Linked DNA regions of Homo sapiens: region 1 is linked to region 2. A link is a contact called in ENCODE POLR2A ChIA-PET data. All regions are on one chromosome and are shown on one strand. The core of a region is the stretch at or near the end of the contact, and the rest is flanking DNA. Distances in the headings are between cores, read along the strand shown. Region 1 holds the start of RALA (RAS like proto-oncogene A). Region 2 holds the start of CYCS (cytochrome c, somatic).

Region 1 (4,341 bases), core at 1,732-4,231, about 14 Mb after region 2:
TCTGGCAAATCCCTATCTACCCTGTATTTTCCCCCAAAGCATATATTAGCTATGAGTAGCATGAATATAAAAGTTGTGGTTACCAAAACTTCTTTTTACTTCCCTCTTTCATTAACTATATTTGTTAATACACAAGGTTTGATCATAAATAGTAAAGTCAATTCACAAGTTAAGAAAAAAGATCTAAGTGTATTTCAAAACAGGATCCTTCATGTTCTTTGAGTAATCCAGGCAGCAAAGTCAGGAATGCTCATGGGTGCTACTGGATATTAGTGCTAATTACTAATAATATGTACTTACAATTATGCCCTTTCATCCAAGTACCTCAAAGAGCTTTCATAGCATTAATTTGTTATTTCCTATAATATCTTTGAGAGGCGGCTGATAGAAAGTTATTATTATCTCTATTTTACAGTCAGAGAAACTAGGGCATAGAGAGGTTAAGTAACATTGCTAGGGTCATACGGTGAACAACTGACAAAAAAGGGACTCAAGCTAATTATTCTCATTTCCTGTTCAGTATATTATCCATTATATGGTTGTTCAATACACCTAAATGCTTTTTTATCCTAGACAAATTGAGAATACTGTATTTAAATAATCTAAGACGTAAGTGAACGCGTTTCTCTTTTTTTGTGTGTTCAAAAATGCTGCTCTACAGGGATATAGAGTTAAAAACTAATAATTAGTCTTTGGTTTGCAGCTGTAGCTATTATTTATAGGGCTTTTACTATTTGTGGTTTTCTGAAGCTCTGCTCAAAATGAAGTATTCTATTTCTCACTGCTTTATGCTAGGTTAGCATAGCTGTGAGCCACCAAAAAGCAGCTGAGACAGGCTGACTAATGAATTTGAGGTTGTCTTTCATTGCGTTCCTATTGCTGACTCTTCTTGAAGTCATCCTCCTTCTAGCTCTCCATTCAGCAGATATTTGTGCAACCCACCATCCTCAATCCTCAGCCTATGGCCAGCTTAACTGTTGTCAATGATTAAATTTAAAATATTTTTATTGGAATGGAGCAATTCCTACAGAATAAAAAAGAAAAAAATTAAAATATTAAAATATAAACATAGATAATATTTCATTTTATGAGTTAATGATGCTATACTATTAATAGTTACCACTGTTACATCCAGTTTCTGCTAAACCTGACCTTTAGGGTCCTTAGAAGACCATTAAACATTAGAATATTGGTCTATGGATGGACACATATCACCATATTGGGTTTTTTAATGCAGTATTTCAGTAATTTTCCCAAGTAAAGGCAGGGAGAAAGGAGAAGTGGTTTTGAAACTGTGCTCAATGACGTAAGACTGCAGTCAGCTTGGTTATGGTCATCTAAACCTGTGGTGTTTCCAACTTCAGCCCAGCTCCTCCCTAGAGCTCTAGACCCATATAGCAACCACCATTAGACAGCACCACTCTTACTTCACTCATCAACTCCAAAACTGAACTCATTTTTTTTCTGCAAAAATGTCCCCTCCCAGGACTCATCCTAACTCTTCCTTATCTTATTTAGTAAAATACACCCTTATCCTGCCCCTCCCTCAAAGCAAAACAAGGCATCATCATTGCCTCTTCCATTCTCCTATCTGGCAGCTGCCCCTAGCAACCAATTACCAGTTGATATGGCCTCTTGAATATTTTAGGAATCCATCTCCTTTGGATGCTCACTACCATTCACACAGGGTCCTTAAGTTTTCTCTTACTGGCTTCTGCAATGGCCCCCTTGTGGGCTCTCTGCTTATCCTTCTCTGCCCCCCCACCTCCACCCCCCCAAGTTATCTGTTCTCTACCAACAGAAGAATAGCTTAAATTGTAATCTGTCCACTCATTGCCTCACCAAGGCATAGACGATTCGTGATTTGGCTCCTGTTTTCTTCTCCAGCCTCATCTTCTTCAGCAACCTAAGTTTGAACTTCAAGACCTGTAATTATTACTCATTCTTCTCAACAAATTATTTGTCCCCGTGCTGCATCTCCTTTCTGTTCGGATCCGGATTTGCCATCCCACCCCTATTTTTGTAGTAGAAAATGCCTATTTATCTTTAAAACTCTAACCTACGTTAGTAAAGCTATCCATTCTTCACGCTGTACATCTTGATAAACCATACTTCCAATAGCAATGATTTGCTTTCATGTATGTCTGCCCACTAGACTGGACATTCCTTGAATGGCTCATACCAGGAATATAGTTGGTACTCAATTTGTGGGGAGCAAAGAGAGATAAGCGAATAAATGTCAAGACATAAGAATCTGTAGCTGCTAACTTAAATTTACGGATTTAGTGAAACTACTTCTCACAAGCTACCAAATCACAGTGCCATGGGGCCGCAAGATGATCTCAGTGCCACACCGACACCTGCAGAGTCGCAGGGGGGTCCGACACCCCTCAGAAAGAACTCGCAGACCGTCCGAGAAAGCGAATTCTCCAGGGGATCAGCAGTTAGATGAGGCCCAGGGCAGCCACGAGACCCTCCAGCCAGGGTAGGCGGCTGACCCGCCTCCTGGGATTTGGCCCGTGACAAGCCACGTCGCCAGCTCCGCTCTGAATACCCCCGGCCACGCCACACGAGCGGCCTCAACCCTGAGACGCCCAGGGAACATGAGCTGACCCTCTAGAAGCAAGATGGCGGCCTCCGCTCTCCCCTCCTTCCCCCAAGAACCCCCTCCTGGTCCCCAAAAGAAAGACAAGGACACCGCGGCAACGACGCCGAGATCCGGGAACCTCCGCGAGGCCCGCGGCCACTCCCGAGCCCCCGGGAGATGACTTCACCTCGCGGAGCTCAGAGAGCCGGGGGTGGGGCCGTCGGAAAGACAGCGCGGACAGCCCTCAGCTTGCAGGGGGCGGAGGCCGGGCAGCCTGCGCCCTCCGAGCCACTGTTCTGCGGCCCAGGCCCATGATCACCCTCCTCTCAGCCCACGGACAGGAAGTCGCTCCCCAGCTGCCCCGCCCCGCTCCCCAGCGCCCCGGAAGTGATCTGTGGCGGCTGCTGCAGAGCCGCCAGGAGGAGGGTGGATCTCCCCAGAGCAAAGCGTCGGAGTCCTCCTCCTCCTTCTCCTCCTCCTCCTCCTCCTCCTCCAGCCGCCCAGGCTCCCCCGCCACCCGTCAGACTCCTCCTTCGACCGCTCCCGGCGCGGGGCCTTCCAGGCGACAAGGACCGAGTACCCTCCGGCCGGAGCCACGCAGCCGCGGCTTCCGGAGCCCTCGGGGCGGCGGACTGGCTCGCGGTGCAGGTGAGCGATGCCCGCTCGGGCCGCCCGGGGAGGGACTGGGGCCACCCGGGCGGCGGCGGGGGTGTGTCCGGGCGGCGGCGGGCCGAGGCCCTGACGCGGGTTCGGGCTGCCGAGATTGCACATCCCACGTTCTGCCCGGGGACGAGCTGCGAGATGAGCCCGGCTGGAATCCGGGGCACCGCGTTCGCCGCTGTGGGGCGAGTGAGCCCCCGAGAGTGAGCGGCTGCGGAGAGGTCCCCTGCGCCCGGCAGCCGGTCTCAGTTGGCCTCGTCCGAAGGTCACCCCGCACCTTTCGTCCACGGCGCCCAAGTTCCCGCCCGGGCGGTGCCCGCGACCTGGGGCAACCCGCTGCCGCCGCAGTCCCCGCGCCTCACTCCACCCCTCTCCCCTCCTTCCCTTTCTTTCCACTCCTTGCCTGTGCTAGAGCCGCTGCTTTTTAAGCATCTCCGCCAGGGTTTTTTGTTTGTTTGTTTTGTTTGTTTGTGTTTTTTTTTTTTTTTGCCAGTTAAAGGAATGGTTTTTCAGACTTAAAGTCATTAGACTCTCCGCACTGAACTGAATACCTGGCCTTGGGCGCTTGCACAGCTTTAGCCCATTTTCAGGTAATCTAGCTTCTAATATGAGGAAGAGAATACATTTTGGGAGAGAGGTGTTTCCTCTGTGGTTCGTTTCTGAAAGATTTCCAGAAGTGGAAGATGTGATTGGCATGCTTTAGCCTGGATATATGTGTTTAAGTAGACGGGGGTGACGGCACACAGGGGTGGCAGTGTTGTTTCAGGATTTAGGGAGAATTAGGGAGTTAACTGGCCTGTGCTCGGAAACCTGAATGTCCAGACTTGTAAGAGCTCATCCAAGTGTGGCTGAGGTAGTGTGAGAAGTCCCGTGCCACGCCCTACGTGTCAAGCTGAAAAGCACCTAATTTACAAATTGTGTGGTGTGGGGGGGGAACAACCTTTATAAAACATGTATCATAAGTTAATTCTTTTCCAGAAAGTAAATTGCAACTTTAATCATATTCCAGAAATTGGATAACAGATTTCATTGGTAAACTCTTACAGTATGTTTATTAATGTATTTCAGTGTGTCTTATTAGCTCATGTTTTTCT
Region 2 (4,481 bases), core at 1-2,500:
AAGAGACCATGGAGATTTGGCCCAGTCTTGTGCTTGCCTCCCTTTTCAACGGTGTGGCACTGGGAACACTTCATAATAAAAATCTTCTTGCCTTTCTCAACATCACCCATATTTAATTCTAAAAACGAAAGCTTCAACTTAGTAAATTTTTCCTCAGGTAACAAATACAGTGTAAATGAATGACCACTCTAGCCACTTAATTACCAATCCATTGCTAATTTATGTCATTAAATACCAGAATGAATCTTGTTTTGCTTTAATACTCTTTATACCAAATATTCTTTAATACCAAAAACATTTTTAGGAGTACCTCCTCAAAAACGTATTTTTGTGTGTATACGTGAAGGAACGTTAAAGCCCAAGCAAAGAGGGAACCTAATTCAAACTCCAGTTTCAGAAGAGACAATCATGGTCACGAAGTCACAGATCTGAAGCTCAAGGGCGAACACATTAAGCCAAAATCACCACAACCGCAACTTTTAAAAAGACCTAACCATTTAATCTTACTACAATGTAAAGCCACCTCTCCCTGAGGATAACGCAAAGCACACAAATGTTTAAAAAGCGGTCCTGGCTGTTTCTATCTGCCCAGGTCACAGGAGTAGCTTGACACTCGAACTTGTGAATGGGAGCTCAGGGGCAGGCTGCACGGTCCCCCGGGGACATCCCAACTCCCCTACCTGTGATCTCCTGGGGCGACCACGAGGTCACCCGTCCAGGTCGGTTTCAAGGTGATTGATGAAACTCCTTCTAGGATGTCAGAACGACTGACGGAAGAAACATGTGCCCACGAAAAGAACTGGCCCCTTATTAGAAGAGCAACAGCTTTTGCCCTCTGAAGAAGAACGTGAAGCTCTAAGCTTCGGCTTTCCAGGAGGGAAGTCTTGCCTATCATTTCCATAGCCCTTCAGCAACCACTACGGAAGAGGCCGCCTCCTCCTCGGATCTGTATCCAAGCCGCCTCCAGTCCCTGACCGAGACCATACCTGTCCCTAGTTAGGGCTCCGCCGCACCTCAAGCCGTTACTCGCCCAGCTCGGTCTGACCACAGTCCAGGGTCTTCACTCCCCGCCCTCCCACCCAGCGCGGGCTCCACTCGAATGCTCCCCGCTTGGGTTTCGGTCGCTCGCAAGTGCGCGCCTCCCACAGCTCTGCCTCTAACCAGGTGCGGCCTCCGCGACCCGCTCTCACCTCTTTTTAGTCGCTGGCACAACGAACACTCCCGCTCCGAAGCCGGACGTCCCCACTCTCTAAGTCCAAGGACACGCCGGTCCGCGCTTAAGTACCGGTGTAAGTGCAACCAAACTCGCTCCGCGCTCCCGCGCCCTGACGTGCGGCCGAGCTGGCGGCTACGCAGTAACGTCGCCGCACCTCATTGGCTCCAGTCCCAATGCCTGCGCCAAGGACCTGCGCGCGCATGCTGGCGAGCATGTTAGGGTGTACGGCGTGCGTGCCCTTCTTCTCGAGGCTTTTCCCGGCCGTTACGACAGGCCTTTGGTCGTACGACAACGAGGTGGTGTCGGGAGAGGTGACGTCACTCGCGGGCCTCTGTGCGCTTGCGTGTGCTGGAGGAGCGGGGAGGGTGGGGCGGAGTCGCTTGGTTGGTGCGTTGCCCTGCTAAAGTATCAGTTCTTGGGCGTGGTGATGTAATGAGCTTTGAGCAGGGCGTTTTGCCGGTCCAGGAAAAGACGCCCTAATTTTGGCGCACCTAGAGGTCTCCTAGCTACCATCTTGTCAGCAGGCGACCTTTACCCAGACTCTGTCCTACTACCACGGCTGGCGCCAACAGCATCCTAGAGGGACAGCCTGGAACCAGGAGTTACACGAGTTGGGCACCAGCTCGTGACCTTGTTCTAGTTCCACCTATACTCTGTTACTTTCAGTCACATTCCAGCTCTCCGCTTGATGGACGCCCCAAGACTGAGGAAGGTGCTGCATTTGCGGCAGAGACAGGATTATCCCTCTGGAACTGAAAAATAAAATTAAGAGGATGCAATGATAACATTTATGTACCTTTTAAAATTTTTATGAGTACGAAGTAGGTAAATATATATATATACTTAAGAGGTACATGAGATATTTTGATACAGGCATACAATGTATAATAATCACATCAGGGTAAACGGTCTATCCATCACCTCAAGCATTTATCCTTTTTTTCTGTTACAAGCAATCCAATTATACTTTTAGTTTGTTTAATGTACAATAAATTATTGTTGAGTGTAGTCACCCTGTTGTATTACTAGACCTTATTCATTCTTCTTCAGTGGCGCCATTTAATGTCTCAGCCCCCCAAGTAGCTGGGACTACGGGAGCAAACCACCACGCCCAGCTAATTTTTGTATTTTTAGTAGAGATGGGGTTTCACTATTTGGTCAGGCTGGTCTCGAACTCCTGACCTCAGGTGATTCACCCGCATCGGCCTCCCAAAGTGCTGGGATTACAGGTGTGAGCCACCACGCCCAGGGCAAATAATATTTTATAACCCATTGTTTTAAACTGATGACAACATAACATTGATTGCATAAACAAAAATCAAAGAGAAAACTAAGAAAAACTCTGCACTTTAACTTCACTCTCCCCACTTTTAAAACTTTTTCTTGTTTCTATTTATATATTATTATACTATGTCTTGAAAAGTTGTTATAGCTATTATTTTTGATAAGTTAGGTTAATCTCTAAGTCTTTCTACTCAAGATATGAACAGTTTACACACAATTACAGTATTATAATATTGTGTGTTTTTCTGTGTACTTACTATTAGTAGTGAGTTTTGTACCTTCAGGTGGTTTCTTATTGCTTACGAATGTCCTTTTCTTTCAGACTGAGGAACTCCCTTTAGCATTTCTTGTAGGACAGGTCTGGTGTTGATGAAATCCCTCAGCTTCTGTTTGCCTGGGAAAGTCTTTATTTCTCCCTCACATCTGAAGGATATTTTCACTGGATGTACTATTCTAGGATAAAAGTTTTTTCCCTCAGCACTTTAAATATGTAATGCCACTCCCTCCCGGCCTGTAAAGTTCCACTGATAAGTTTGCTGCCAGACTTATTAGAACTCCTTTTTATGTTATTTGTTTCTTTTCTCTTGCTTGCTTTTAGGATTCTTTCTTTATCCTGGATCTTTGGGAGTTTGATTATTAAATGTTTTGGGGTGTCTTCGTTGGGTTAAATCTGCTTGGTGTTTTATAACCTTCTTGTACTTGAATATTGATATCTTTCTCTAGGTTTGGGAAGTTCTCTGTCATTATCTCGCTGAATAAACTTTCTACCCTGATCTCTCTCTCTAGCTCCTCTTTATGGCCAGTAACTCTTAGATTTGCCCTTTGAAGCCAGTTTCTAGATCTTATAGGTGTACCTCATTCATTTTTATTCTTTTTTCTTTTGTCTCTTCTGAGTGTGTATTTTCAAATAGCCCATCTTCAAGCTCACTAATTCTTCCTTCTGTTTGATCAATTCTGCCTGTAAGGGACTGCATTTTTTAGTACGTTAATTGGATTTTTCAGCTTCAGAATTTCTGCTAGATTCTTTTTAATTGTTTTAATCTCTGTTAAATTTATCTTGTAGAATTCTGAATTTCTTCTCTGTGTTATCTTGAATTTTGTTGAGCTTCCTCAACACAGCTATTTTGAATTCTCTGTTTGAAAAGTCACATATCTCTTTCTCTCTGGAATTGGTCACTTGTGCCTTCATTAGTTTGTTTGGTGAGGTCGTGTTTACCAGGGTGGTCTTGATGCTTGTGGATTTTTGTTGGTGTCTGGGCACTGAAGAGTTAGGTATTTATTATTGTCTTCACAGTCTGGGCTTTTTATTTTTTTGTATCCACCCTTCTTGGGATGGCTTTCCAAGTATTTGAAGGGACTTGGGTGTTGTGATCTAAGTCTTTGGTCACTGCAGCTATATCTGCATTAGGGGCCATCCGAAGCTCAGTAAAACTATAGCTTTTGCAGACTTGTAGGGGTATGACATTTGTGGTCTTGGGTAAGATCCAGGAGAATTACCTGGATTACCAGGCAGAGACTCTGTTCTCTTATCTTACTTTCACCCAAACAAATGGAGTCTCTGCACTGAGCTGTCTGGAGCTAGGGGAGAGGTGACACAAGCACCCTTGTGGCTGCCTCCACTGTGACTGTGCTAGGAGAGACCTGATGCCAACATAGCACTGGGTCTGGTCCAAGGCTTGCAGTGACCACTGTCTAGCTACAGTAGCTTATGTTTCCTCAAGGCCTGCATTCAGAAGCTGGTGAATTCAGCCAGCCTTGTGTCCTTCCTATCAGGGCAACAAGTTCTCTCCATCTTCAAGTAGGTCCAGAGATGCTGTCTGGAAGCCAGGGCTTGGGGTCGGGAACCTTAGGAATCTACCTGGTACTCTATTCCACTGTGGCTGACCTGGCACCCAAACCACAAGATAAAGTTATTCTCACTCTTCCCTCCTCTTTCCTCAAGCATCAAAGTCCTTCCCCATGACCACCATTGCACTAGCCC

What was found. ChIA-PET counts read pairs that join two places held with the same protein, here RNA polymerase II (POLR2A).
Region 1: POLR2A ChIA-PET joins it to region 2 with 24 read pairs in PC-9. The contact joins the promoter of RALA here to the promoter of CYCS in region 2. POLR2A ChIA-PET finds 5 or more read pairs at or near these places in 3 of 52 experiments (OCI-LY7, PC-9 and T-cell).

What each region holds. Positions count from the first base shown.
Region 1 is chr7:39,620,591-39,624,931 of GRCh38, forward strand. It overlaps RALA (RAS like proto-oncogene A), which reads left to right and starts at 2,982. Exons shown (of 5, transcript NM_005402.4): 1 at 2,982-3,235. It overlaps LOC107986785 (a long non-coding RNA gene), which reads right to left and starts at 2,887. Exons shown (of 2, transcript XR_001745175.2): 1 at 1,843-2,887; 2 at 1-1,024. RefSeq lists an enhancer at 2,858-3,705 and silencers at 3,032-3,541, 4,136-4,185.
Region 2 is chr7:25,124,010-25,128,490 of GRCh38, forward strand. CYCS (cytochrome c, somatic) reads right to left here and starts at 1,251. Exons shown (of 3, transcript NM_018947.6): 1 at 1,191-1,251; 2 at 1-118. The coding sequence starts at 110. It also overlaps a transcript of SPMIP4 not described here. RefSeq lists enhancers at 176-720, 721-1,264, 1,412-1,661.